Linked DNA regions of Mus musculus: regions 1 and 3 are each linked to region 2. The links are chromatin loops, found by intact Hi-C in ENCODE. Cell type or tissue: heart. All regions are shown on one strand. Each heading gives the region's core, and the rest is flanking DNA. Links, peaks and the distances in the headings are about the cores only.

What was found. A loop is a pair of places that touch in the nucleus more often than their neighbours do. Peaks named below come from ENCODE experiments on the same cell type or tissue, not always from the same donor. Only the 100,000 strongest peaks of a DNase experiment are listed, where the experiment ranks them.
Region 1: it touches region 2 in a loop (5-fold over the local background); 6 of 42 quality-filtered maps call a loop at or near these places.
Region 3: it touches region 2 in a loop (2.3-fold over the local background); 3 of 42 quality-filtered maps call a loop at or near these places.

What each region holds. Positions count from the first base shown.
Region 1 is chr8:70,715,248-70,725,127 of GRCm38, forward strand. It overlaps Iqcn (IQ motif containing N), which reads left to right. Exons shown (of 4, transcript NM_001370847.1): 4 at 1,355-2,403. The coding sequence ends at 2,320. Gm3336 (predicted gene 3336) reads left to right here and starts at 3,296. Exons shown (of 4, transcript NM_001195253.1): 1 at 3,296-3,385; 2 at 5,173-5,481; 3 at 6,530-6,690; 4 at 6,797-7,388. The coding sequence starts at 3,307. The coding sequence ends at 6,844. It overlaps Pde4c (phosphodiesterase 4C, cAMP specific), which reads left to right and starts at 8,817. Exons shown (of 17, transcript NM_001310465.1): 1 at 8,817-8,970; 2 at 9,268-9,320. The coding sequence starts at 9,279. It overlaps Gm34255 (a long non-coding RNA gene), which reads right to left and starts at 9,281. Exons shown (of 3, transcript XR_379077.3): 1 at 9,145-9,281; 2 at 8,024-8,387. In heart, for the core only: a CTCF peak has its summit at 5,652 (motif pointing right); DNase peaks (open chromatin) are centred at 3,264, 4,744, 5,644 and 6,554; H3K27ac peaks cover 424 bases; H3K27me3 peaks cover 4,277 bases.
Region 2 is chr8:70,815,707-70,825,429 of GRCm38, forward strand. It overlaps Il12rb1 (interleukin 12 receptor, beta 1), which reads left to right. Exons shown (of 16, transcript NM_008353.2): 10 at 1-163; 11 at 727-861; 12 at 1,178-1,333; 13 at 1,506-1,640; 14 at 3,619-3,715; 15 at 3,976-4,057; 16 at 4,809-5,718. The coding sequence ends at 5,165. Among named protein-coding and RNA genes, the nearest start is that of Il12rb1, 12 kb to the left of the region's middle. In heart, for the core only: no CTCF peak of the experiment used is centred there; DNase peaks (open chromatin) are centred at 1,185, 4,615, 5,085, 6,135 and 1 weaker place; H3K4me3 peaks cover 1,911 bases; H3K27ac peaks cover 618 bases; H3K27me3 peaks cover 5,198 bases.
Region 3 is chr8:70,764,575-70,774,203 of GRCm38, forward strand. It overlaps Ifi30 (interferon gamma inducible protein 30), which reads right to left and starts at 2,089. Exons shown (of 8, transcript NM_023065.3): 1 at 1,935-2,089; 2 at 346-528; 3 at 191-220; 4 at 145-189; 5 at 1-65. The coding sequence starts at 2,057. It overlaps Pik3r2 (phosphoinositide-3-kinase regulatory subunit 2), which reads right to left. Exons shown (of 16, transcript NM_008841.3): 3 at 8,029-8,121; 4 at 7,778-7,828; 5 at 7,559-7,690; 6 at 7,259-7,457; 7 at 6,715-6,800; 8 at 6,480-6,588; 9 at 6,273-6,371; 10 at 6,010-6,190; 11 at 5,803-5,928; 12 at 5,331-5,473; 13 at 5,015-5,191; 14 at 4,774-4,845; 15 at 4,488-4,658; 16 at 3,602-4,323. The coding sequence ends at 4,116. 6330537M06Rik (a long non-coding RNA gene) reads left to right here. Exons shown (of 2, transcript XR_003947402.1): 2 at 1,351-3,001. In heart, for the core only: no CTCF peak of the experiment used is centred there; DNase peaks (open chromatin) are centred at 2,177, 4,027, 4,977, 9,477 and 5 weaker places; H3K4me3 peaks cover 1,320 bases; H3K27ac peaks cover 948 bases; H3K27me3 peaks cover 412 bases.

The DNA of each region.
Region 1 (9,880 bases), core at 1,881-9,880, 99 kb before region 2:
AGGTGTCAATGACCTGACCCTGCCAAAACCAGGACAAATGGCTGACACAGTGTCCTCAATAGTGGCACCTAGCAGAGACTCTGTCAAACCACAGGGCACTGAGACTGAGTCAGAACTGAGGGCAGGCCTTGGTGCCACAGGAAGAGAGAGTCATGGGCAGAAGCCCCTGGCAGCTGAAAATGCTCTCAAAGACCAAATATTCTCAAAGGCTCTGTTGAACAAGGAAGCTCCCAGACAAGTCAACAGTGTGCCCCCTGTCCCTAAACAGGCCCCAAGTTTAGGTAAGCACCCCATAGCCAGTAGCATCACTGTTCAGCCCTTAGCCTCAGAAAGCAACAGTGATCCCCAGAGCCTCCTCCCTGCTCCCAGGGTCCCGAGCTTGCAGAAGGCCGCTGTGGACAATTCGAGCCAACTTCTGGCTTCCAGCGTCTCAGTGGCACCACTGAGTACAGGCAAAGCTGGGACAGCTGAGTTGTCTCTAGGGTCAGAGGAGGTCAAGCCTGGAAACCCCAGAGCTGTCGAGAGCTCAGGGGGGACAGACTCAGCACCCCCATCTAAAAATGGGGTGTCTAGTGCCTCCCAGTTTGGAGGACCTCAAGGTCACACCAAGAGTGACCACCAAGAGTCCCTCACTGCTAAAAAGTCCTACCAACCCAGTCAAGTCAGCTTTGTCTCAGAACTTCTAGAAGGTCCCATGAACAGATTGCCCCCCTTTAGTCATCCACTCAAGCTGGTACCTCGGGTCTCATTGGACAGTCACAAGGAACCCTCAGGGACATCCACAGTGGGCATCACACCCATTAACCATGTCGGGGATGCGAGGAGACAGAAGGCAACCTCAGGAGTTCAGAGGATGTCTCTGGTCCATGAGCCATCATCAAGTGGCTCCCAGAGATCCCTTCTTGATGAGGCTGCCCAGGACAGCAGAGAGGCTGGTCTGCCAAAAACAATGCTGGGCCTCACCACACACCCTGACCAGAGGCCCACTCTTGTCACATGCCCCAGAGTTAGCTATGATAGGAGTTCCCTGGTCCCAACCATGCCCCACAACCAAAATGTTGAGTACATCAACCGCCCTGTCACTGGCTATGATGGGGTCTCACGAATCTCCACTGCACCTCACAGCCAAGAACACCCTCAGGTCACAGTCCCTAAAACTAGTTTTAGTGAGGGCTCTGGAAGAGTCCCCACCATGCTCTATGGCCATAGACTTCAACACATCAAGGTGGGTGAGACAAGCCTCGGTGGGAGTTCCCAGGGCCCCAGAACCACACCCCACAGCCACAGACCCCATCTTGTTACACACCCCAAAACTGGCCATAATACGATATCCCTACCCCCCACTGTATCCCAGGGCCCTGTGGATGCCGGCCTGGCTTCTGGCCAGTCATGGAATTCCAAAGTCCCCAACGTATCGGTCAGAGCCACAGCACATGCTGGGGCACCCCAAGGCGTATGGTATCCCAGCAGGGGCCACAAGCCATGGGACCCCATTGGTGCAGAGGCCGAGCTGGACCGCAAGCCTTCAGCTGAGCTGCTGATGTCAGTACAGGGCATGGAGAAAGTTGTCGTCCAGGCCGTTGTCACCATCCAAGCGTGCGCTCGTGGCTACCTAGTGCGCCGCACTGTGAAAGTGTGGCACCAATGGGCCACCATCATCCAAGCTACGTGGCGTGGTTACCGTGTACGACGGAATCTGGAAAGGCTGTTCAGGGCCACCACCATCATCCAGGCTGCCTGGCGCGGCTATTGCATTCGCCGGGCCCGGGCCCGCCAGGTACTGCTCCCTATTGCATGGCCAGAGCACAGTGGTCGAACCAAGGGAACCTTGGACAACAGAAATAGCTCCGAGCACCGCTGCTTCCTATCCTGTCAACCAGATGTCTGCAGCGTCTGTCAATCCCTGGGTCCCCCGGTAGAGAGTCCGCCCAGCGTTGTGATGCTTGTGGGATCCCAGCCACGCACTTGCCACGTGTGTGGCCACACACTCTCCACGCGAGTGGTGCAGGGCTTTGGCCAGGGCATCTCAGGTCAGCCTGTCTCTCGATGGGCCTCAGCATCCCAGCAGAACACCCTTCTTAGCCAGCAGCACAGAGCATGCACCATCATCCAGGCCGCCTGGAAGGGCTACAGGACCCGCCGGCAGCTCAGCCAGAAGCAGTCTGCAGCCAAGATGGTTCAGGCCGTGTGGAGGGGCCATTACACTCGAAGCTGCCTCACCACGGATGCACTCTTGGGAACAGGAGGCCCGTGGAGCATCTCCAGGGACACTTCACGCCATAGCTCAAGGGCTTACTCTTTGCACTGGCCTGGCGTCTAGACCCCTCCCTGGCTGTGGGCAAGAGACACCATCATGGCCATGTGGCCTCATGAGTCTTGTGAATAAAGCATGCTACAGCCTGACTCTGGTCATATATCTTGGGAGGAACAAGGGGAATTCTAGACCGTGCCAGCAGCAAGGAGTTCCAGTGTCTCCAGCCCATGTGGTATCTATAGTTAGGCTTGGGGAACCCTAATTATTTTCCAGGGGCCACAGGTCACTAGCATGGAATCCTGTGTGTCACATGGCTAGTGATTTGTAAAATGTCACATCTGGGACCAGTGAGATGACACAGTTGGTTAAGATGCTTGCTACTGAGCCTGTGTGTTTGATCACTGATGGGGAGAGGTGACTCACCTGATCTCCCTGCACACACACACACACTCACACGGCATGTAGGAACACACCACATAAACACACACACTATTTGAAGGAACAAACACCAAATATACATAAATTAACCTGTGACAGGCACACACCTGTCATCTCAGCATGGGTGGCTGAGGCAGGAGAATCACCAAGAGGTTTGGTTTAGGTCAGCCTGGGCTACACAGTGAGACCCTCTGTGGCAGGGACTAGCCCACTTCGACTTCCTTAGCTTGCTTGTACCTCCTTTAGAAAAATGCTAGACGGTTCCAGCTGCATCCACTGTGCTGTGAGACCTACCGGAGAAGGCATTTCCACCTAGGTGAGCCAGAGGAGTCTGGTGGCCAGAGAGACATGGGTATTCAAGTCAGGTTTGGGGCAGCCATAGAAGGGGTATCCCTGGGTGTCTGGGGACAGGGGCCACTACGTGTCTTGAGACTTCAGGAGCACAGTTCACCCCGTGCTGAGGAGGCGCTGGGGTGCCAAGGAGGAAGGAAGGGTTGGAGGGAACCCCAGAGCCCCAAGCAGCCCGTCATTCCTGCGATCCGCCGGCAGGGGCCGCGCGTGGGCCAGGCACTGCTAACCTGGGCGCGCACCTGCAGCCTGGGCAGACTGCAGGAATGGCGAGCTCGTGGCTGCTGCCCCTGGCGCTGGCTCTGCTGCTGCTAGGCGACTCCTCCGTCATCCTTGCATCCAGGGGTAGGCTGGTGGAGGGAAAGGGAATGGCTCCGGGTGGACAGTGGGACCGGGACACAGGGCTTCAAACCCTACTCTCCCCTTTCCTCCCAGACACAGTAGAGTTGGTAGCAACCCCTTAGGATCATCTGAGTTGAGGCAAAAGCCAGTGGTTTCCGGGACACTTCAGGGGTTTCTGGCACAGTCCTGCCCCATCCAGAGAGTGAGGAGGGCCTACACAACCGCCCCCTTGTCATACCAGGGATCTGGGCTCACTTTCTGTTCATTCACTGTCCCTGTTCCCTTTAGGAGTCGTGGTGCCAGACTTCTTATTTCCTTCCAGCTACTTCTTCTTCTTCTTTTTTTCTTTTCTTTTCTTTTTTTTTTTTTCCCCGAGACAGGATTTCCCTGTGTAGCCCTGGCTGTCCTGGAACTAACTTTGTAGACCAGGCTGGCCTCGAACTCAGAAATCTGCCTGCCTCTGCCTCCCAAGTGCTGGGATTAAAGGTGTGAGCCACCACCGCCCGGCTTCCAGCTACTTCTTTAGACAGTTGATTTATAATAGTTGATGGTTTTATTCCGAAAGCCCCACAATTATCCCTGGAAGCCCAGACAGGCTCCAGCCTGTGGATGACCCTATTAAGGACAATTGGCACAGCTTCCATCTCAGAGACGGAAAAGTGCAATACCAGATACATTGCCAAAACACCCCTATTTTCCTTTATTTTTTTTATTTTTATTTTTTGATGTTTTTTAAGACAGGGTTTCTCTGTGTAGCTCTGGCTGTCCTGGAATTTGCTCTGTAGATCAGGCTGACCTTAAACTCAGAGATTAGCCTGCCTCTGCCTCCTGTGTGCAAGACTAAAGGCATGAGACAGGTTCTACTCTCCTTTCTGTTTAACTTTCCAGAAAATTATAAAGACCTATTTGGTGCTAGGTTCTTAGTAGAACTGGAGATTGCTACCACCTCCTCTTTCGTCACTTAAAACCTTAATTAATTAATTAATCCTGGTTTGGCTTAGGGTCAATTTTAATTCCTCAGGAATTTCTCATCGAGTCTACTCACATCCTTAGGTTCCTTTGCCACAGGGCCTGGGAGACTGGGGTGTGGGAGGTGGGGTCAGCACCCCCTTTCAGAACCTAAATGTTATTTCCTCATATGTGCTATGTGGGGTGAGGCATGGGCTGGGCAAAGCAGCCATTGCGGCCTGTGCCCTGCACACCTGGGTGGAGCGACCTGGATCTGGAAGGAAGTCATGGGAGGAGGGAGAACAGGAACTATCTCCACAGCCTCTGAATGTCTTCAGGGTGGGGGAAGGGTGCCGTGGGAGGGGAAGCACGGCAGGAGGGAGGGGTGGTGTGTCAGAGACCTGAATCTTGGTGTTGGTTCGGCGGTAGAGGGTGTGGCCAGCATTCTGGGGCAGAGTTCAAGTCCTAGTTTAGGTCAGGGCTTCCCAGTTCTCAGGGTTCTAGAAAGTTCTGGATGTGGAGGTCATGCCTGCACCCGAGTGACAGAGTTGAGTAATGGTTCAACTTTCTGGGACTGTTTCCCTTTCTGTAAAGCAGAAGTCACAGGCAGTGATTGAGTTGTAACAGGTGGCACTCCAGAGCCTAGCTCTGTGGAGTCAGGCAGAGTTGCATTAGGCGGGCCAGAGCGCTGGCAAGCTAAACTCAGAGCGCTCATCTTCAGTCACAGGTATGTTGGCCAGGGGCTGAGATCGAACTTGAGCAGCGTTCCAGCCCAGGATGCCCATTCGCAAGCTTCATAGACACATATCCACATCTTGTTTTTTTGTTTGTTTTTTTCCCAGATGTTAATTTTACACTATTCTTGAAGAGTTTAATAGCAAAGAAAGCCTCTGATACCATCTCCCCAAGTCCAGAGACAACCCCTGTCCCCACCTCCACAAGTCCAGAGACAACCCCTGATTCTACCTACACAAGTCTGGAAACCATATCCCCTCCAGATTCCACAACTCCAAATCCGGGCTCAGCCTCCCCAGATCCAGAGACAGCCTCTCTCCCCACCTCTGGGTTCCCCAGTTCCGAGCCGACCACCACATCCCAGTCCACGAACTTGCCTCCACAAGGGTTGTCCACTGTGTCCAGCCCACACCAGGGTGAGTGTAAAGATTGGCTGAGACCAGGCGGATTTCTGAGTTCAAGGCCAGCCTGGTCTACAAAGTCTACAAAGTGAGTTCCAGGACAGCCAGGGCTCTACAGAGAAACCCTGTCTCAAAAAACAAACAAACAAACAAATTGGCTGAAATCTGACAGCAGTTCTGAAACCAGTCACCAGGTGGCGACACAGACCTGGAAGTGTGCAGGCAGGCCTGAGCCACAAGCCATCTAAAGCCATATTTTACTGGGTCTATGGCCTTAGTAACTTGCTAGTGTGTGCTGGCTCCTGAGGACACAGCCATGTGCAAGAAAACAGGTTTCATTACCTAGTTGTCGCTGTGTGTGGTGGTCCAGTGCTGTGTTCCTAAAACTGTGAGGAGGAGGTAGGAGGATGGCTTCAAGTTTGAGACTAGCCCAGGCCACATGGTGGGTCCCTGTCTTTTAAAAGATAACCAAGGGGATGGGAGGAAAAGAAGAAAAAGAAAACCAAGCAGGGTGATGGTGGTTCAGCATTCAGGTAGCAGCAGGCAGATTCTCTGTGAGCTTCAGGACAGCCTGACAGCCTGGTCTACACTGTGAGTTCCAGGATAGCCAGGGCCAGAAATGTCTTGAAAAATTAACAAGAAGAGGGGGAACAGAAGGAGGAAGAGGAAGAGGGTAAGAAGAGGAGGAAGGCAAGAAGAGGAGGAGGAGAGGAGGAAAAGGAAGAAAGAAAAGAAAAGAAAGGAAAAGAAGGAGAGAGAGAGAGAGAACGAAAAATCCACATGAAATTATATACTTGTTTATAAACAACATAGGCCCTGGAGTACCTTAAGGGCTAGAGCTCCTGACTAGAATTCCCCAGTAAGGGGCTGCGGCGAGTCTCAGGGATGGAACCTTGCCTAGAACCCCCCAGTGAGGGGCTGGGGCGTGGCTGGGGGGGAGCTCCTGCTTAGAACCCCCCAGTGAGGGGCTGGGGTGTGGCTGAGGGGGGAGCTCCTCCCTAGGAACCCTCAGTGAGGGCCTGGGGCATGGATGTGGCCAGGGCTGACCCCTTCCTCTTCCCAGATGCAGGCAGCCTCTGGACCCCCACATCATACAGGAACCCCGGTGTGGTGATTGCTGTGTGTCTGCTTGTGTCTGTCTTACTCGTTGGCTCTGCGTTCGTCGCTGTGAGACATTATAACCGAGATGCTCCAGCTTTCCATAATCTGGATACGGTATCTATGGTGAGATGGGTACAGCCAGGGTTGGGTTGCTGACTTCCCAGTAGACATCCCCCTGCAGTAGAGCCCTGTGGTGCTTAATGCCAATCTATGTGTGTTCCTCTTCTAGGGCAGCGTGAGCCAGAGGCTGCCATTTGCTGACCGCCTACAGTCGTGACTCTCAGAGGACTAGAGATATGGTGGGGGTGACACCTGGAAAGAGCAGTGTCTGGAAACATTTCCCCCCCTCACCCGTACCCTGCTATCCTGACCTGGGGATAAGTGGCAAGGAGGACAACTGGAGCCCAGGAATTTCAAGGCCAGTTTGGCCCACAGATCTAGTACACAACTCAGAAATGAATCAAGGTGGGATGGAGCACAGTTGTCATCCCTGCACTTGGGAGGTAGAGACAGGAGGATCATGTGTTCAAGTCCACCCTGAGCTATATATGGGGTTTGAGGTCAGCCTGGGCTACATGGGACTCTATCTTTAGAAAAAAAATTTTTTTTGTGGGAGACTGGAGAGATGGTTCAGTGGTTAAGAGCACTGTCTGCTTTTCAGGGGACCAGGGTTCTGTTTCCAGCACCCACATGTAAGCAACCCCAGTCCCAGGGGTCCCGTGGCCTCTTTTGCCCTCTGCAGTCGTCAGGCTCACAGGTGACACACAGACATACACGCAGGCAAAACACATTAAAAAATAAAACTAAATAAGCATAAACTGAGTAAAGTCTCACGATTCAGAGCTGCTTCCTGACTCTCGGGTTGAGTACCTCTTTGCCTTAATCCGGAGTCACACTGTTAACCCCGAGTCTGCTTTCAGGGGGGATGACAATCAGAGCATGTCATTTCAGGGTCAGAGGACAGGGCTGCTGTCCTCACCCCCCCCCCCCCCAGCCAGGACCTGTGTGACCCAGTGTCCTGGCAGGACAGAGGCCACTATCCAAGGAACTGGAAGACCTAACCTAACGGGAGGCAGCCTGGGGAAAGCTACAAATCCACATGACTTAAGAAGCCCACCCAGGGCCGGGCGTGGTAGCGCACTTGGGAGGCAGAGGCAGGTGGATTTCTGAGTTTGAGGCCAGCCTGGTCTACAAAGTAAGTTCCAGGACAGCCAGGGCTATACAGAGAAACCCTGTCTCAAAAAACAAACAAACAAACAAACAAAAAACAAAAAAACAAAAAAACAAGTGAGTTCCAGGACAGCCAGGGCTATACAGAGAAACCCTGTCTCGAAAAACCAAAAAACAAAAAAAAGCCCACCCAGAGCAAGTACCCAGGGCAAGTACTCAGGGCACGAAAAGGCCCTACAGTAGGAGAGGCATGGGCCTATTTCCTGATGAAGACATCGAGGCCTACCTGGCCGTGAAGTGAAGAGGGGTCTTCTGACTGCTGGAAGGATCTGAGTTTTCCAGCAATCTTCAAAACCTTGGGGCAGGAGGTACCAAGTGGGCTGTGCAGAGGTCACGGGGAGGAAGGAGCTGGCTGCCTCAGCTCCTCTCTGCACACCCTGCTCTCCACCACTCCCTCAGTGGCTCAGGCTCCAGTCTGGTAACCCTTCAGACAGCCGACTTTAGGGTGAGACAGGACCCACTCTTCAGTACAGGTGAGGGTGTCTCCCTCGTTGCTATGATGTTTGACAGCAGATTGAAGTGACCTCCACCCACAGCAGGTCACGCTCTGATGACCACTGGAGTAGGTGGTGAGAGGTCTCCTGGCCTGTCTGTGGGGGAGGGGTGTAGGGTGAAACATTAACTTGCTTCACAGCCACAGACTGGAGTGGCCTCAAGATCTCCTAGGCCCAGGCCACATTCCATCTTCCAGTCCCAGCTCCCTGGCTTTCCCACTTCTGACTGCAGCTCTAACTTGTGGGTAAGGTTTGACCAGAGAGTGTCATCAGCTGCCTGGACCAGCACAGCATAGCAGAACAGCTTTCCTAAAGCCTTGGGGTGCCTTGATTGGTACCCCAAAATACTAACGTAATGCCTCAGTCTCAGGCTATTTCTGTCCTCTGTCAGGTGTAAACACATTAACAAGTAAACCTTTGCCTGGCCACTCACCCCTCTCCTCCCCTCCCCCTCAGCCCTGTTTTGGTCACACACTTGGGCACACACACACACCTCCCTGCCCTTGTGGTCACTCTGCCCTTACCCCCTCCTCCAGTCCCGAGGGTGCCTCCTGGCTCGGGTCTAGTCTGGTGCTCAGTTAAAGAACCCAGCTGGGAGTGGGATAGGACCGTCTGTCCTCTGCTCCTGGGAGGTCACAGAGCACACTCACAGCGCAGGTCCCCACAGGAGCAGCTGGAAGTGAGTACCACACCTGTGTCAGTGTGAGAAGGCCTACCTCTCATGAAACTCGGCTCTCAGAAACCCCACAAAGCGCAAGAGTCCCTCCGGGCGCTGAACGGTTCTCCTAGGTGACCTGGACCCAGGATTCTAGTCCCTAGGGCTGGCCAGGGTAGGGAGCTTGGGCGGGAGTACCTGCAGCAGCCTCGCCAGGCAGCTGTGACTTCGCTGCCTTGCTGATGTGGCTCTGGGCTCTGGGGGCGTGGGGTGGCCCAGCAACTGGCTGGGACCTGGTCTCACTGATCCCTGTCATCACAGAAGCCTGCACCATGAGGCGGAGTGGCACGGCCCTGTCCTTCCTGTGGACTGAGGTGAGTAGGCCGGGACTGGGCTCAGTGCAGGAGCTGGGGACTGAGGTCCCTGCTCTGAAAAGGGACAATGAGGCTCCCTGAGCCCAGGGCCTGAATGCAAGATAAAAGTCATTTTAAAGATTTGTTTGTTTGTTTATTTACTTATGAGTACACTGTCGCTATCTTCAGACACACCAGGAAAGGATATTGAATCCCAGTACAGATGGTTGTAGGCCACCATGTGGTTGCTGAGAATTGAACTCAGGACCTCTGGAAGAGCAGCCACTGCTCTTAACCACTGAGCCATCTCTTCAGCCCTAAAAATATTTTTTATTATTTTCTGTATGGGGGTTTCCGCCTGAATGGTTTGTCTGTGTACCGCAGAGGTCAGGGCCCACTCAGGCTAGGAAAGGCCAATCCATGCCCTGAAACTGGAGTTACAGAACCCTGGTCTCCAGCTGCCATTGCTGGAATCACTGAGCCATCTCTCCAGACCCCTCTACCTTCATTTGTTTTAGATTTATGGTTCCTCTGTGTCTCTCTGTCTCTCTCTGCCTCTGTGTGTGTGTGTGAGAGAGAGA
Region 2 (9,723 bases), core at 1-8,000:
AGAGCCCTGAATGTCAGCGTGGGAGGCAACATGACATCCATGCAGTGGGCAGCCCAGGCTCCCGGCACCACCTACTGCCTTGAGTGGCAGCCATGGTTCCAGCACAGGAACCACACACACTGTACCCTGATTGTACCAGAAGAAGAGGATCCTGCCAAGATGGGTAATACATGGTGGGCTCCAACCTTCAGGGTCTGTGCAGACAGGGTGTTTGAAGCCCAGAGTGTCATCTTCACTTACTCAGAGTCACACAGAATCGGGCAGAAGTGGAATGCTGTGGCCTGCATCTGCAACCTTTGCTGGGTTCCCATGTCCTGCCCTGGGCAGGTCACACGATGGCAGATAATGAGTCTCACATATTATGATGATTTAAACATTCCCGCACCACGGAAGGTGGCAGTTCACAGTTGCTGTTGGCAAGTTAATGAGGCCTAGAGAAAGCCAGGCAGCAGGACGGTGACTGCAGTGTCTTAAGATGTCCTGCTGTGGGTTTGGGCTGGAGTCCTGGTGGACACACTTTTGGGGTTTTCACAGCTGAGGCTGTGGAGCTCCACATAGACTTCTCCGCATGCTGTAAAGGCTAGGTAGTTGGATGAGCGATCCAGGGGAAGAAGTAGAAAGGCTTTGAAGCACGAGTAGAAGTTTTCTAGGCAGTCCCAGAAGGCAGCACAGTCAGCAAACAGTTATGGGACAGTCCATCAGTGGCTGCTCCGCTGGTCTTTCTAGTGACACACAGCTGGAGCTCTAAACCTACCCTGGAGCAGGAGGAATGTTACCGCATCACAGTGTTCGCCTCCAAGAACCCCAAGAATCCCATGCTGTGGGCCACAGTCCTGTCCAGTTACTACTTTGGGGGTAACGGTGAGTCGATCTATCCCTTGATGACCCTTGATGTCCCTTGGTCACCTTGGAGTGGCTGTGGGTGGAACCAAGGATGTGAGCTAGTCAGATGCTATCTCTATTAAAGGATCCACGCCGGCAGGTGTGGCCAAGGCTATTCGTAGAGCCCTAAGTTTGTGGAGTTAGGATACTGGGCGGATCCAGGGCTGTGCATGGGGCGGGCAGCCACCCTGGTAGGCATGGCCACCGTGGAGGAAGGTGTGGTCTGTGTGGGCGGGGTCGCGGTGGGCGGGGCCTTCCCTTCCTTTGCCCCATTGGTGACTGAGGCGTTGCACAGCCTCGAGAGCCGGTACTCCACGACACGTGTCGGTGAGGAACCAAACCGGGGACTCGGTGTCCGTGGAGTGGACGGCGTCACAGCTGAGCACCTGCCCGGGGGTCCTGACGCAATACGTCGTGCGCTGCGAGGCTGAAGACGGCGCGTGGGAGTCAGGTGCTGGGGGTATGGGGGTGGAAGAGAGTGTAGTGTGAGCCCCGCTGCTGTGTCCTGAGACAAGATACGGTGGCCCCGCAGCGAGTGTGGACCTCACAGGGCTGCTCTGAGTGTCAGGCTCGTACCACAGGTCATAAAGGGATCCCTAACCCACTGCTGCCTTCCCCAGCAGAGTGGCTCGTGCCACCCACTAAAACCCAAGTGACACTTGACGGACTGCGCAGCCGAGTAATGTACAAGGTTCAGGTGCGAGCCGACACTGCGAGGCTCCCGGGTGCCTGGAGTCATCCCCAGCGCTTTAGCTTTGGTGAGTGGAGAGACATCAAGGATAGCTGACTGCTCTTCCCCTAATGACCCCACAGTGCCAAGGACCAGCCTCGGCTTGAAAAGGGGGTCCTGAGAAAGGGGTGTTTGGGAGTGGTGAAAGAACAACTTGAAGTCAGTTGTGGGGTACAAGATGAGAGCTCTGTGTTCTGCCAAGTGGGCTGTCCAGATAGGTCTCTGCTAGAAAGAATTCTAAAAGCTCTCTGCATAGTTCATGGGCTTTCTGACCAAACTCAGAAACAAATCTTGGATTTTCCAATCAAGTCAGAAATCCTGTTTTTAAAAAATCCTAAAAGTAAATATTGAGTTTTCTGATCAAAATCTGAAAGCCAGAAAAATTTCTAAATAGCAGTGTTAGCTCTCCAGGTTCCCTCTCTGAGTTGAGTGTTCTCTCTCTCGGGCCAAAGCCCAGTCTTTTATTTCATATCAATCCATTTGTCCACCTTCCCCGCCTCCCCACATCATTTTACAAATCACCATTCCCTGACTCTAGCCTGTGATTCTTAGCAAAAGGCAGCAAGTACGTTCTTTTTTTTTTCTTTTTTTTTAAAGTCTTTGTTTTGTTTTTAAAGATTCATTTATCTTATTCATTTGAGTACACTGTAGCTGTCTTCAGACACACCAGAAAAGTACACCAGATCCCATTACAGATGGTTGTGAACCACCATGTCATTGCTGGGAATTGAACTTAGAACCTCTGGAAGAGCAGTCATTGCTCTAAACCACTGAACCATATCTCTGGTTCCTTTGTTTTTTTTAATTAATTAATTAATTTTTAAAAATTAGGTATTTTCCTCATTTACATTTCCAATGCTATCCCCAAAGTCCCCCATACCCACCCCCCCTTTTTTTTCTTAACATTGCAAATGAATTCAGAGATCTGCCTGCCTTTGTAAGCACAGAGAGTAAGTTTAGCTGGGTGGGATCCCGTCCTGAGATTACCATTTCTTTTTTTTTTTTTTTAAGATTTATTTATTTTATGTATGTGAGTACACTGTAGCTGACTTCAGACACACCAGAAGAGGGCACCAGATCCCATTACAGATACCATCTGTGAGCCACCATGTGGTTGCTGGGAATTGAACTCAGGACTTCTGGAAGAACAGAGGGTGCTTTTAACCACTGAGCCATCTCTTCAGCCCAGATTACCATTTCTTAAATCTCTTTATCTCCTTCCTCAGTTTCTTTTTGACAAGCTGGCTCAGAGTTTAGCTGTCCCTGTTCTTCTAGATCTGTGAAGGCCCTGACTTATACTGCATCGTTATATTTTGCATATTGAGAAATTATATAGTCTTGGACTCATGTTTTCAGAGTTCTTTCCTACAGCCTTAAGGGCTGTCCTGAAGGTCTCAGCATTTACCATTTTTCTGAGACATTAGGCACAGCCTCGCCTCATGGACTCATGTTGCTTCTAATTATCATTGAGTCATTAATCTTGGCAGGGAGAATATTTCCCAAAGGAGGAACATTTTATACACACACACACACACACACACACACACACACACACACACACACACACGCCTCATGCCCAGCAACTGTCAGCACTCCTGCAGGCCAACACCCTCCTGGCTCTGTGTCAGGAGCAGGAACTGTGTCCCACCTCCCTTCCATAACCATGCAGGACCCGGCACCACAGCACCCCACTGGCCAACTTTTCCTTTGTGTTTTTCCATGGCCTCTGGAAAAAGCACTGGTCAGAATTCCTTTTCTCTAGCCTACCTCATCTACCTGCAGTATTTGATTCCTCTCCATTTGTCAAACTCCTATTTGTCCTTCAAACCCCAGCTGTAAAGTTCTCTCCTGTAGGAAGCACTCCCTACTTGTCTCTGATCCACAGTGACCACCCCTCTGCTCTCTTTTGTCTCCTTGGGTTGCTGTATGTGGGTCAAGTTGCGTCTTCCTCAGTCAGGGTAGGAACAGGGCACACATCCTTCAACCCAAATTGTCCCGCCCCCCAGAGGTGCAGATTTCCCGTTTATCCATCATTTTCGCGTCTCTGGGAAGCTTCGCCAGCGTCCTCCTCGTGGGCAGTCTCGGATACATTGGCTTAAACAGGTGACTCTTGCCTTACCCCTCCTGCCTTGTCTGCTAGAGCAGTATTGAGGACACTCACGACCCCAAAGTATAGATCTGTCCTGGTCTAGACGCGGAAACCAAGGCACAGAGGGCCTGGAACCGAATTGCGTTGTGGGCAGAGATGTTGCTGATCTTGAGTGTGCAGGACTCTCATTTGGTCCACATCACACCCTTCATAACAGCGGGGACAAGGAAGCCTCAAGAATACCCTCTCTGATCTGTCACCTTTTGTTCCTCAGGGCCGCCTGGCACTTGTGCCCACCCCTGCCTACACCCTGTGGCAGCACTGCCGTGGAGTTCCCTGGCAGCCAGGGCAAGCAGGTAGATGTTCCTTCGCAGCTTCCCACTGCAGAGTAATGTACTCTGGGCAGTGGGTGTGCTCCAGCTCAGCTTGCCCAAACTGAAGGGCGACAGGTAGATCCAATAGGCAGGAGAATTCTGGATGTCATCTTAGAATCAGAATTTAACGTGGCTTCAACTAAAGGGGAATGTGAAAAACAAACTCAAGGCTTCGGGCTTCAGGCATGGCTGGATCCAGGGGACGGGATCCGTTTCTGTGCTGTAGCTAACCTTGGGGGCCTCACCCTGGCTGTTTCGGTGGACGACTTGGAAGAGGGTCTCCACAGAATGAATGTGCTCCTCTAGGCACTGGGAGGGGGAGGGGTGTTAGGGGTTTTCAGCTACACTGTATCCTGGCCCCGCCTACCAAGTCTTAGTCCCACCCAACGACAGGATTCTTCCCATTGTTTTGGCTCCTCCCAAGTCCTGGAGCAATTACATAGCTCTGCCCACAGCCCTAGCTCTGCCCTCATCCTTTTACTCAGTCCTGGTCCCGCCCACGTCTGCTCCATCACTCAATTTCTGATCCTGCCCCTTTCCCCTTCACTCAGTTTTGGCACCGCCCACACATCCTGCCTCCTCTTGTTCCTGCTGTTTGCTCCATCCCCACCCCAACACTCCTTAATTAGTCCCGGCCCCGCCCCCATCCTGCCCCTTCACTCAGTCCCGCCCCGCCCCGCACTTTACTTAGCCCCTCTCGAGAATTCACTGACTCTGTCCCCCCTCTTTTTAGGCTTGGCAGTGGTGCAACCCTGAGGACTTCCCGGAGGTGTTGTACCCGCGAGATGCGCTGGTGGTCGAGATGCCCGGAGACAGAGGCGACGGGACAGAGTCGCCCCAGGCCGCCCCTGAGTGCGCCCTGGACACAAGGCGGCCCTTGGAGACTCAGAGGCAGAGGCAGGTGCAGGCACTGTCAGAGGCCAGGCGCCTGGGCCTGGCTAGGGAGGACTGTCCCCGTGGTGACCTGGCCCACGTGACACTCCCGCTGCTCCTGGGAGGTGTGACCCAGGGAGCCTCTGTACTTGACGATCTTTGGAGGACCCATAAGACTGCGGAGCCGGGACCGCCCACTTTGGGGCAAGAGGCCTGACTGTTGCATCTCCAGCCTGCTCCCTCCTCAGGAGCCCCTAAACTGCAACAGCTGGTCATAATGGCTGTCCTATTTTATAGATGTGATTCTTGAGGCCCAGAGAAGGTGACTGTCTTGCCTGATGTCACACAGCGTTTGCAGGACGCAGACCCAGGCCTTTCTCCCGGTTCTGTAGCACCCTTCTCTTCTCCCACCCACTCCCTCCAGCGCCTATAGCCACACCGCCTGTGAGGGGAACATGGAAACCTCCAAGAAGGGGAAAGTGCTTCATGCAGCTTTGCTTGGTATCCTCAGGGCAAGGCTGGACCCTATCACTGGTCTGTTTATTTTTGGGGGGGTCCTTCCAGTCTGAGGGGACATGGTCAGTCACAGGCTCAGTTTGCCTCCAGCGTCCTTGGCTGGGGTCACAGAATGACTCTAGAGCGTCATAAATTAGGTTACCTAAAAAGCAGGGCCTAGACATTCACGGGAAGTTTATACGTCTGGACTCAGTTTCCCTATTAGAGTATTGGGCACTTAATAAATGGGCCTTCCCAGAGACTGAGAAACTAAATCTGGCCGTCGTGGTGCACGTCTGTCATCCCAATACCCAGGAGGCAGCTGCAGAAAGATGAGCTTGGACTGCAAAGCGAGTCCGAGGGTAGCCTGGGCTACATGAGACCCTGTCTGGAGGACAGTGTGGACAGTCACCTAGAATTCCGAGATAAGACCTGGGTAGTACAGATAGTTGAGGCGAGAGGCCCAGCTCCCTTCCCATGTGCTCGCCCGCCCGTCAAGAGGACCCTGGGTTCCCTCTTTTCCTGGCGCTACAGCCACGGTAAACGCGCGTCCGTAATGTCTCACTTTGGCCGCTAGGAGGCAGCAGCGACGCGTGTCGCCTCCGCCCGCCCTGCACATGAGGCTCAAATTGGACTTTTCCAGTTTGAACTACCCAAGGTTTGAGAACCCTTTTATAACAAGAGTATGCGAAGCTAGTAGGGCGAGGCCTCCCAGACCTGGAACCTGCGTTATCATAGAAGCTTCTAGCTGGCGAAGGAGCCGTGGTCTCCGGGTCCAGCCACACAGTGGTTACACAAATATTTCGGTTATGGTAGCCCGTTTCCAGTGCTGGGGTATGTTGGGGTTCCTCCAGGGACCCCGGGAGGTTGAAGCAGAGGACACTTCTACGCTTGGGAGAATTTGCCAACACACCTAGAGTCTGCCTGGACTCGGGTGGAGAAGGCAAGACCAGACCTGGGGGTGGAGAGTCAGTCACCAGCATCCAGCCACGTGTGGTGGACAAACTTTCCGTGGAGTATATTTTGTGTCCAACAGGCTCCATCTGGCTTCTGGCTAAGGGAAAGACGGGTGGGTGGCGGACAGAGTGACAGCCTAGAATCCCCCTTAAGGAAGTGGGGGCGTGGCTCAGAGTCAGAGAAGCTGCCTAGAATTTCCAAAGTGGGCTGGGGACGTGGCTCGGGGAGCAGAGTAACAATTTAGGATTCCTATGTCGTGGCTCCAGGATGGGATGATCAACATAATGCTAATTGCCTTGGGTCTGACCATCACCAGTGCAAAACACAGTTCCTTACTGTGTTCCAGACATCCTGCGTGCTCAGCCCCTGTGGCATGGGATGTCTCACAGGCTACTGCAGGCAAACACGGATCCAGACATCACACCCACACTTTTTTTTTCCTTTTTTTTTTTTTTTTGGTTTTTTTTGAGACAGGGTTTCTCTGTGTAGCCCTGGCTGTCCTGGAACTCACTCTGTAGACCAGGCTGGCCTCGAACTCAGAAATCCACCTGCCTCTGCCTCCCAAGTGCTGGGATTAAAGGCGTGAGCCACCACGCCTTTTTGTTCTTAAGACTCCATTCTAAGTTAACTTGCCCTTAGAGAGGCATGGCCCCCTCCCTTGAGGTCTGAGAAAAATCACAAAATGTCCTTGGCAGTTACAAAATAGACACAGCAGCTGCAGCTGGCTGGTAACAACAAAGTGGGCTAAGAAAACATAAGTCATTCCCAGGTCAAGGTGCTCCTTCTTGTTGTATGCTCCCTCTGTAAGCTCTGCCCCACAGTTACCTGGCAACAACCAGGTAGGTCTGATTCACTATTAAAGGGGCTGCTTGCCCCCTCCTCTCTTGCTCTCTTGCTCACCCTCTCTCCCCATTCCGTTCCCCCACTCTCTCCACATGCTCATGGCTGGCCTCTTCTTCTCTACTCTCTCCCTCTCTCTGCCTTTCTCTGCCTCTACTAGCCTCTTAACTCCCCTCCCCATGCCCTGAATAAGCTCTATTCTATACTCTACCGTTTTGGGGCTGGTCCTTCAGGGGGAAGGGAGGCCTTGGCATAGGCCCACTGAGACTTCCCCTTCTCCCATACCTGACTACGTCCCCATAGAGGATACCCCCATCTTTATCTTTTTATAAACACATCACCCTCCTTGTGGCTTAACCAGGTGCTTGTAAACCAATTAGCTTAAAGACTAACACATCTGTACCCTCTTATGTAATGCCAAGGCTTGGAAACCCCAGTCTCGGTGTTTGGTTTGTTGTTGTTGTTTGTTTGTTTGTTTGTTTCCCCCCTTTAGAGACCCCCTTCACTCAGACCTGGGGGTTCAGTCTCCTTCCTGTTCCATCAGGAAGGTTGGTGGCCCGAGCTTGATCTTCAATAAAAACCCTCATGCGCTTACATCGGTGTTGTGCGGTGTTGTGATTCCTGGTGGTCTCTTTGGGGGTTTTACAATCTGGGAACAACACAAAAACAGCAAAGGTCCTGAGGAGGCCAGATAAAGGCTCTGAGTGGCAGGGCTGCTGCCAGCAGGCCAGGACCTTTTAGTTTAGCTTGGTGGTCTGGACAGAGGAGCTTGTGACTTCCCTTCAAGCTGCTCAGGGCCCTCTGGCTACAGCCCATGCTAGATCAGAATTCACCATCCCCCTGCCTCAGCCTCCAGAGTACTAGGATGACGGCTGAGGGCTAACAGGCCCAGTCCCTGGCCCCCTCCTCACCCTGCTTACTGCAGTGGCCTTGTGTGGAGCAGGGACATGAGCAGCCTCAGTTTTCTTCTCCAGGTACCTTCCGGCTGTGTGCTTCTAGCCGGTGTGGACAGATTGTCACAGGCTCTAGGGAACATGTCTTGTGACCAGTGACCCAGGGTCAGCGCCAGAGCCAGGTGCCCAGGGCTCTGCCAGCACTGTCTGCCTGTTTGATTTTATATCTGTCGATGTTTGATTTAAAATCACACTGCGCTTACACACCACACAAATTGCCCCACACACCCCATTTTTCTTCAGTTTGCCCATTTAAAGAGCACAATTTGGTGACATTTGGATTCACTCGGTGTGCACACAGCACTTCTGACTAATTCCAGAACATTCCATGCCAAACGCCAAAATGTGTGTCCCCACGAGCTGCTTCTGAACCCCTGGGCACACTTTCACAGTCCTGAGCCTGATCCGGACACCAGGTCACAAGGGTCACTCCCCAGAGTCTGTGCTGACTGTTGTCAATCACATGCATTGTGATTTTGAAGTTTTTAACATGTGTTAATGCCTCTTTCCTTTTCATAGCTGAGTACTATTCCACTGTGCACCCAGAACACACTTTGTCTCTCTGCTCATGTGCTAATGAGGGTTCAGGTGGCTCTGCGTTCCGGGCTGCTGTGGATCCTGCTGCTCCGGCTTGTGATCTGCAGTCGTGGGAGAAAGATCTGTTCTCTCCTCCCTCTTTTCGTACATTCTCCCCTTTCTGCGTTCCTTCCTTTTGGCATTTGCTTTTATCTCCTCTCCCTTCTTTTTCTTGCTGAAGATGGAACCCAGGATCTTGTTTCAATGGAAGCAGAAACTCACCCCTGAGCCACGCCCCCAGCCCCTCACTGGGGGATTCTAAGCAGGAGCTGAGACCACAGACTAACCCTTTACACAGGATGCTCTCTGGGCCACAGCCCTCGCCCCCACCCTTCTGCTCTTGGAGCCTCCCAGAATCATCAAAGTTGATTCTCAGCAGCCATGACAGGGCTTCTGGCAAACTTACCTAGCCCACAGCCTCTCAGAGTCACTGTCCCCAGCACCATAATGGTGGCCCAGGCACTGAATAAAACAGAGTGAGGGAGGCCCACCGGCCTGCCTACCGAGGTTTCCACAGAGGTTGCTGCTCAGTCCTGGCCTGGATGGCTGGGATCTACTCTGGCCATTGTTCCTGCCCTGGGCTGACCCAGCACTGGATCCTTCCAGTAGCTTCCCTCCTCAGGGTCAGGTGCTTCCCAGCTGGGACCTCAAGGAAGAGGTCATACAGTCAGTCAACATGCATCTCAGAAAGAGGGCCTGGGGCAAGCTTATGGATTCTCTCAGCCTTGGCCTCTTTGCTTCCTAAACCATCGACCTACAAAACTATGGTCCCTTCTGCAGCTCTGATGACTGTTCCCTGGGACTGACCCTGGCTCATACCAGCCAGCTGCCTCTGCCGAGTCATACCGACCCCCAAGTCACACCGATCCCATGCAGGACCTGTCATGCTTCCCACCCCTGTCTTCCCCAGCCTCCTAATACTCCCCAAAGAACTCAGGCATCCTCCTGCCTCAG
Region 3 (9,629 bases), core at 1,630-9,629, 50 kb before region 2:
ATCTCCTCCATACAGACGATGGTTAGGAACGCTGCCTCCTTTTCCAGCTTATCCAGCAGACAGGCCTGGAGAGGCAGGCAAGTGTTGTCCAGAGAAAGTGGCCAATCCCGCCTCCCTTCACCGCAGGTCCGCACTCCAGCTTACCTCCACCATGTTCAGTCTACACTCCAGCTCCCCGTGCTGGCACGTGGAACTCCCACGTACCGCTGACATTTCTCTCCTGCAAGATAGCAATGGATCTTGGTGAGCTCAGGTGACTAGGTGTTCCTGGTGAGCTCAGGTGACCAGGTGTTCCTGTCCCTTGGCATCCCTCCTGCTTCAGTTTCTTTGCCCCGCCCCCAGTACCTGTGCATTCCCGTAGGGCACCAGGGTGATGTTCATGATTTCCATCACCATCAGCCAGGTTGGGAACAAATCCCGGACGAGGAAGTAGCGACAAGCTCCACACAGGGACTCATAATACAGGCTGACTCTGACAGGTGGTGAAGGGGGCAATGGGCGTGGCCCCAAGAGGCACACATCGTGGGCCTGAAAGGAAGAGAGGTGTCTGGTGAGGTATGGCCCCGGTCACCCCTGAAGAGGGCAGCCCTATGCCAAGACCCTTATAGTTCGTTCAGCCTTGTGGCACTGGGGACTAAAGGTTTCTTTGCACGTGTTGGGGGAGCAGTCTCCCAGTGAGCCACATCCCGGGCCCTCTGAGGGTTTTTTTGGGGGGGGGGTTTAGAGACAGGGTTTCTCTGTGTAGCCCTGGCTGTCCTGGTACTCACTTTGTAGACCAGGCTAGCCTCGAACTCAGAAATCTGCCTGCCTCTGCCTCCCAATTGCTGGGACTAAAGGCGTGCGCCACCACCGCCAGGCTTTTTTTTCCCCCTCTGAGGTTTTCGAGACTCTAGATCCTGTTCCGCAATCACAGTTTATCTACAAAACGGAACCTGACAGGCTCTCAAACAGTAGGTGCTCAGCGAATGCACAATCTTTAACTATATTCAGGAAGTGCTAAGACAACACTAGCACCCGGGAGGCAGAGGAAGAGTTCCAGGCCAGCCTGCTGTACATAGTGAGTTCCAGGACAGTCAGCCCTACACTGAGACTCTGTCCCCTCCATTAACAAAACAGAAAACCAAACCAAATCAAAATAAAGTAAAATAAAGTAAAAGAAAAAAAAAAGATATGCATATTTCTAGTTGCTGCTCTCTCGCTCAGCTTTGTCTGTTCAGAGATGCACACTCTGAAGCCAAATACATGCTCTCTCGCTTGATCTCTCTCCGTCCCTCCTCCCTCCCCACCTCTGTAATTTTGCGCATCACAGCGATGCCTTTCACCCACGAAGACTCTATTCTTCCTCTCCAGGGACCCAGGGAAACTTCACCCAGTCTGATGCCCGACTAGACACAGAAGGTGCCTGATGCGTGCAGAGACTTCCGGTCCCCGGGGAGGGCGGGCCGAGTCTGAGCAAGGATCTAGGCGTGCGGGGCATGTGTTTGCTCCAGGTCAGAAGCACGCTAGCCCCCTCTCTTCTTCGGCTGGAACGCACACCGTAAGCGACAAGAATTGTGTGAGGGTGGAGACCAGACAGTGATTCAACAGGTCTGGAGCAGAACACCCCCCCTCACACACATACACACACCCCGTGCGCGTGCCCATCCCTCAGCTCTTCACTCAGACATATCCGGTAGGTGGTTGATAAATGCTCAGGCAAGGCGGGCAGGGGATAGCTGCATTTTTCAGACCTGAGATGGGGAAGAGAAAGGACGTGGACACGGTACTCAGAGTTCAGGGACTGGATTAGGGGTGGCGGCCCTGGGCGTGACAGCTTTCCCTGAAGACATTGGAGTTCCCCAAAACGAGTTCACGGAATAAGTGCAGAGAAGTCCCTAAGCTGACAGACTGGCGGGCATCTGACCCTGGGCCCCTTCCTGCGTTGCGGTCCCTACCTTGCAGGTGGTTGTGCCTTCGGAGGATGCTTGCGAAAGGGACGCAGTGGCTGCTCTGGGAACCTCGAGTGGGAACAGCAGAAGCAGAAGGGACAAAAATGGTAGGATCGGAGACCAGGACATGGCTGCGGAGGAAAAAGCTGGCAGGACTGCTTGGTCAGGCCAGGAAGGCGGGAGACTTTAAGCAAGTGGAGGCCCCACCCACTAAGTCCACGCCCCATCCAGGCTCCTTCTAACCCTGGGACTCCTTTCCTGAAGGCTCCGCCCCAGCCAGGTGCTGGTCCCAAATCACGAGGCCACAAGACTCTGTCCAGCCTCCAGTCCTCCGCGGCTAGCATGTCTGGTCACGTGAAGTTTTTGGATCAGGCATGGGAAGGGGGACTCCAGACAGTGACGACCAGACCGAGGGACAGGAGGCTCATGTTCTTCCCCAGAGCCCAGCGGAGGTGGGGGAGTGACACATTCTCATCACTAATTCTTACTGCCATGACTCCAGGTCACAGCAAGCCAGCCCCGCCCGCCCGGCACATCCCCCCACCTCCGCTGATTCAGGCCACAGCAAAGAAGCTAGCTTAGGCAGGGCAACTTCCCATCTCTGGTTCTGGGCCCTGGCTTGGGTTGAGGACATAGCTGAGGTACTTGCTTCCAGCAACTGAGTGTGAGACTGGAGATGTGCCTGGACTCCAGACACTGTCCTTTTCCATCAGCTGCGGTTTCCCAGTCTGTGAAATGGGGTGCTAGTGACACATGACTGTGGATAGAGTCGCCAGGAAAGGATCATGCTGTGAGAGCCTCTGCACCAAGTCAGTTTGAGAATTGAACCCTGGGTCCCTGGAGCAGTGACAGGCCACAGAACAGCAGCACCAGCAGGAAAAGTTCCAGCTCCAAGCGTGAGAAAACCGGGTTTTCTGTGTAGGAGACAGCAAGCTAGAGGGGATGGCGATTTGGGATGGCTACATGCTGAGTTCTGTTCTAACCAAGTCTTGATTCCAACCCTCACCCCTCTGCAAGCTGGGCAGAGACCACCCCTGAGGCCACGAGTACGGATAACATTTGTTTTCTCTTTTGTTGATTTGTCTCCCCAGCTAATAAGCTTGTGATTGTGCCTCAGCTTCCCAGGCTCTGGGGTCACAAGGTGCTGTTTGTCTTAGGTCACTTGCAGGATGCAGCATGGACCAAGGCCAACTGAACCCATAGGGTAGTGGGTCAGGGACGGGTTCTGTCCGTTACTGTCCTAGCTGAGCCTAAACGCGCTGGAGGGGGAATGGGAGCACTTGGCAAAGTACTCATGGGCTTAAGTCTTGATGTGTTCCTACCCTAGTGCAGGACTTTTGCTAATGAGCACAGATCCTGGGGTCTGGTCAGCAAGTGTGCAGAGGGCCAGAGCTTGGTCTCCCCTCACAAATCAGGGAGACTAGGGACAGGCGACACCCGCCTGGGTGGCTGGGAGGTTGTTGCCTTTCTTCCTGATGAGGAAGTTAAGGACGACATGGGCGTCACAGCTTGTGTCTGTCCGAGCACCCTGGAGCTGGGGCAGCAGAAGAGGGGCTGTTCTTGGGTTTAGGGTCCCTGGCAGGCCAGGACATGGGTATGGGGCATGGCCACTGGCAGGACAAAGTCTGTCGTTCGCAACAGGGTTTAGGAATTCCAGTCCCCAAAGACACTCAGCCAACAGGTACAATGTTTCATATTCGTATCAATAAATGTACCGTACAAAACCTGCTGCCCATCCGCCCTGGGCAGGTATGGGGTCCAGGGAGCAGGGACACACCCAGGGCCCTTGTCCCAAAGGGGAGGCGATTGCACAGTCTGGAGAACAGCGCAGGGCCTGGGCGAGGGCCAGAGTTTGTATTTTGCCCGCCAGAGTGGGGAAGATTCTCGGCAGCTGCGGGGTAACCCCCTGTGACTGGTTTCACTTCGACCTTAAGAGGGGAAGTTGGGGTCCGCGGGGCGGGTCCCGCCCGGCCCCGAGTGTCCAGGCCTGAGTTCCTGGAAACCACCTAGCGCGGTTCCTTTCTAACCCCGGGGATATGGCTTGAAGAACTCAGGGCGCCCAGGCCAGTGGCCCCACAGCCTCTGTAAACATGGCAGGCGCAGCGGGAGGGATGGCCTCCTGCGCGTGTTCACCAGGGGAGGGGATCTGGAGACAGACATGGACAGGGAGGCAGGCGAGGTGGGCGCTCAGCGTGCTGCAGACGGTGGGCCAGGCCCGGGGGCACGCACAGGGTGTGCGAGGGTGACGGTAAGTGCGTCATTGTGCTGCACGAGTGATGCGTGCTGGTAGTGCAGCACCAGCTCCTTCAGGGACCCGTACAGGTTATAGGGCTCTGCGAAGCCGAAGCCGGTGGCTGTGCGGTAGATGACACAGTGCTTCGTGTCGCCGTCCACCCTGCGTGGCCAAAAGAGCTGCTCAGAGAAGAAGCCATGCCTGCCTCTCCCCCTCTTCACTGCCAAGCTCAACAGAGCCTAGCACACAATGGAAATGGGTGCTCAATGCACACAATGGATTCGCAACACAAATGACTCAACCCCAACCCATAGCCCAGCACTCACACCACGGAGCATGCGTAACAGCCCCGCTGGCTGCTCTCCCGGATGAGGAAGGTCCCGTCTCGTTTGCCACTCAGCATCTCCTCCGCCTGTGTGCGGTTGATCTTGCCCACGTACCACGTGCGCTCCTCGTGGTGGGGGAGGGCGTCCTCATCCTCCATCAGTGAATACTGGCTGTGGGGTGAAGCAGGAGAGGAGCCACTGCCTGGAGAGCTCTCATCCTCCACCACCAACGCGAGTACCCCCTCCCTTTATGAAGTCCTTTTGCCCCTTGCAGCACATCACTCACTCCTCAGTCTCGTTCTTGATTCCCAGCCATTCGTTGATCTTCCTCTGTCGGGCACCTTTCTGGGTGAGCCACCTGACAAGGGAGAGGTAAGTGAGCAATGCCTGGGAAACCGAGGTAAACCAGAGTGGGTTCCAAGTGCAGTATCTCTGGCGGCCCAAAGGGGCGCTCAGAACGTGGTTTACCCAGCACAGCAGTGATGCGCACGAGCGCCCCCTGGTGAGCAGGAGAGGGTGCGACTCACACGAGGTACTGGTCCCTGATCTTGCGCAGCTGCATGAGGTCAGGTTTGAGGCTGTTCATGCGCTTGTCGATCTCACGGTTGTCGGAGGCCTGCGCCCGCAGATCCTGCTCCAACTTCGTGCGGCTTTCGTGTATCTCCGCGATGCGAGACTTGAGTCGCTCGGAGTTCAGCAGGATCCTGAGGAAAAAGGCAGGGCGAACTCCTATGCACCCTCCGAATTCCATTTCCAGTGATTACCAGCCTCCTCGGTGAGAGCCACCTTCCATTCCCTCTTGCCCCGTGGCCACCAGAGGATGCACAGGAGGAACCCCCGCACCTCTGCATCTCCTTCTCATTTCCCTCTCGCCGGAAGCGCTCCAAATACTCCTTGCTGCATTTCTCCTGTGTCTGGCCCTGCTCTTCGAAGATCTTGATGGTCTCGTTGAAGGCCTCTATGGCTGTGCGCTTCATCTGCAGCTCCTGGGGATGGGGTGGAGCTCAGTTCTGCCCACAAGTCCCTAACGTCCGTCCGTTATCAGGAGTGAAGGGTAACTCTGCTCTGTCTCCTTCACTGAGAACCGTATTTCAATAGTGCTGGCTGGCTGCACTCAGCTAACTGACTCAGCCTACAAATCCCACTACAAACCCATCCTTGCTTTATATTCATTTTTGGGAATCCCAAACCTAGATTTGTAAGAAGCACTGGGAGGAAATGGGGTGTAGCACTGAGTGCTGGGGGAGCACACACTGGCTTGGGCTATCCCTCTGTACCTCAGCCCCCCCCCCCCCCATGTGCAGAGCCCAGGTACCTGGGAGGTCCGTGTGTATTCTTCATACAGCTGGTCATATTCGCGGCTCTTGTCCTGGTACTGCTGGTGGTAGACCTTGAGCTGGGCGCCCACAGCCTCTATGCTGTCCTCCTTCACCACCTGGTCCTGGATCCCAAACACAACCATCAGTGCTTCCCTCCCAACCCAGGCCCAGCCGAGGCCCACAACCCCCAGCGCAGCACACACTTGTTGGTACTTGGACACAGGGTAGAGAAGGCGTGTGTCCAGCTTGGCGTTGTACTGGGCCAGTGATTCGTGGCGGTAGTGGGAGATGAGTTCCACCACGGAGCAGAAGGTAAGGGGCTCTGAGAAGCCATAGTGACCATCCCGGTGGAAGACTTTGATCAACTTGTTGTTCCCGCCTTTCCTGTATGCAGGGGTGGGGTCATTATCGTGGGACACCTCCCCAACCGGAGCCTCCCGACCCACTGCCTATGCACCGGCCCTACCTGAGGGTGAGCGTGTACTCTCCTTGGATCTTGCTGGATGCATCTCTGACTAAGAAGGTACCATCAGGTGTGTCCCGGAGTCTCTCATTCACCTCTTCCCTGGGGAATGGGGGCATGGAGCCACTGACATAGCCTATCTGCCCCACCCTGCTCCCCATGCCCGTCCCACGCACACACGAAGCTCATCTTTTGCTGCAGCAGAACTACCTGGAGATGTCCCCCCAGTACCACTCTGCATCCTGAAGCGAGGGCGGGCTCCCTCCATTGGCCAGAGCTGTGGGTGCCGGCTTTGCCTTAGAGGGCTTAGGTGGTAGCGCTGGGGGAGAAAACACACATGCCTTACACACCAAGTGCATACTGCCGCTGCAAAAAGCACGCTCACGTTAAGTACTAACTGAATACGACACTGGTCATAGACTTGCCCATCAATGAGAACAGTCACCTGGGGGGGCAGCGTCTTGCTCCTCCACATGCTCCTGCACCAGCCTCTCTAGCAGCAGCACAGGGAAGTCGGGTACAGGCTCACTCCTAGGGGGAAGTGGGGGAGTCAAGTCCTGGGAGTGACAGCTGCACCATGTGTGAGAAGATGGGGTGCAGGTGTGGAACACAATTGGCAGTGTAGGAAGACAGGTGTGGCAAGGCATGTGCAATAGGAGCTCCAAGGAAAACAGGAAGTAATGCCAAGCTCGTGGGCAGGCTTGACGGCCCCTCTCTGCTTGTAGCTCCCTCACTGTAGCCACAGTGAAAACCCTGCCCACACAGCCACCCCCTGCCCTGCTCCCTTTCACTTAGGGATCCAGTCTTTCTGCCCTATACAGCAGCTCTCCCTGACCCCACCTACCTTAAAGACCCCAAAGCTTTTGGTCCCACTGGCTGTTCCCATCCAGGAAAACTACTTTTTCCCTTCCATCATTTCTGGGACCCATCCCACACAGTGATGCCCATACCCACCAAGCCACACCTCGTCGCAGGCTCCACCCACTCACCCATCACCCTCGCCCCCTGACGGAGGTATGCGCAGCAGTAGCGGCCCGAAGGCACTGGCCAGTGCATGGACAGCTGTATCTGGCGAGGGTGCTCTGCGGGCCACACGACCCAGGTGTTGCAGCAGGAAACGCAGTGTGAGAGCCTGGTGCAGCGGCAGTGTTGGGGGTTCCAGCACCAGCCCCACGGGGCCTGCAACCTCTGCGGGCAGAGACAGACAGCCAGAGCCAGTCAGTTGGGCCAGTAACCACACGGGTATCCACCCCAAGGTCCCTTGCCCACCCTGCTCTGCCAGGCTTTACCTCGAAGTGCCCGGTACGCCTCTGCTGCAGCTTCAGGGGTCACCACAGCTGCAGGCAACGCCAGCAGGAAGCCCTTAACAGCATCATACAAGGCGGTGCGGTCCCACTGCTCCAAGTCACTCAGGGACCAGTCTGCAGGTATGGCAACGCATCACAGTCCAGCCTGGTGAATGTGCCTGCCCCTCCCATCACCACGGGAAAGTCAGCAGGATCCCTAACCTGTCCGTGTTGCGGGCAGCTCCGGCTTACTGTAGCATTCACTGTCCAGCTCTGGGAGAAGGGGACTCACGTGACTGACCAGCATATGTAACATGGGGCCCAGGACACCTCCCTCCCTATTAGGTGTCACCCTTTCCCCCCAGCCAACAAGGAAACCCACAGCATCCCAGCTCTGCCTCTGTCCATGAAAAGACCAGGCTGGAGCCCCGCCCCCCCCCGCCCCCCCCCCACACACTCAGGCTGGACCTCACCTGCTTGCTCAATGGCTTCCACCAGCTTCACCAGAATCGGGGGAGCAGGGTCAGGTGGGGAGAACTGCTCTGCCAGGTCTGGGAGTATGTGGCCTGGAAGGAAGGGGCAGGGCGTGAACACTCATGCCCTCTATGCCTGCAAGACTGTGCAGCCGCCCAGCTTGGGAACCCAGGGCACAGGGAGCGCTGTGTCAGTGGGAGTTATTTCCGAAGTTTACCACAAGGAATCTGCAAGCCCAGGGATAGTGGAGGACACGAAGGACGGTAAGAGCTCAGTGCAAGGTGTGGGAGTGGACAGCCATCACTCCAGCACTCTGGGGATGAAGGCAGGAGGCCTGTGTTATACAGAACCTGTCTCCAAAAGCAAAAGAGGTGACAGTGCAGACGGCTTCTGTATTCAACTGGAACCGCCAGAGAAGCCCACACCAGCCCTCTTCACTTCAGACGCCTGGCCTCTACAAACATGCGGCTGCACCTATGAGGTCTCGAGATGACTCATGAGGCAGCGAGCAAAGCTCACACAGGCGTTGGCTCTACTACGGTCAGCTGTGCAGCCCCGACCTCAGGGATCACCACTCTGGGCTTTACACTTCAAAGAAAATTGCCAGACTGGAGTATCTTTTTGTTTTAGATTTTATTTTGAGACAGGGTCTCAGTATATAGATCAGGCTGGCCTGGAACTCCCAAAGATCCTCCTGCCTCTGCCTCCTAGAGTGCTGGGCTTAAAGGCCTGGGCCACCAAGTCTGATGCTCTTTTGTTTGGCTTTGAATCAGAGACCTACTATGTAGCCCTAGTGGCCTCAAACCCAAAGCAATTTTCTGGTTGGGATTACAGGCATCCCCACACCTGGCTTCCACCCTCCCCCACCGCAGCTTCCAGGCCCAGCCCCCTTCCAGTAGTGCCTGGTTCCCATGTAGGGCCTTTTGTGCACAGGTGTCTGGCTGGCCTTGGCAAGGCTCTGCCTGCCCCTACCATCTGGGTTGGCTCTGGCCCTCGGCAGGGATGCCCTGGCATGCAGGAGAGGCAAGCCAGGGCCTGCGGGGCCTCTCTGAGTGGAGCTGGCCCAGCTGTATGGAAAAAAAAAAAAGAAAGAAAAAGAAACAACCTCCCCAAACCTGTAGGAGAGGAGAGGAGGTGGGCAGCACCCTGCCAGCAGGGGAGGGCGGATACAACAGCCAGGGACCCCAATGCCAAACGGAGGCCCCACTGGTAAAAGCCTCACCCCCTTCGAGATGCAGGAGGAGCTGGCTGAGTGGTTCCAGGTGGTTCTTCAGGACTCGGAGGTGCGGCCTTTGCTGGTGGGGAAACTGAGCCTGCAGAGGGCCGCCCTCAGTCCTGAAGGTTTGAGGGTGAGGCGGGGCATTTGAGATGGCTGGACCTTGGCCAGCCTGGGGAGGGAGGCGGCTGTTACTGGGGCAGCCACAGGCTCTGGCTGTGAGCCCGGATGGGCTGGGGCCCTGCAGCTCTCAGGGCCAGGCCTGGGCTCTGGGGACGCCAGATGCTGCGTGGCCTGAGCCAACCTCCCAGGCCTCAGCTGTGCTGCAGATCCACCCACCCCAAGTGAGGGGCTACAGCCATGTAACTGTCTGCATTAGACATC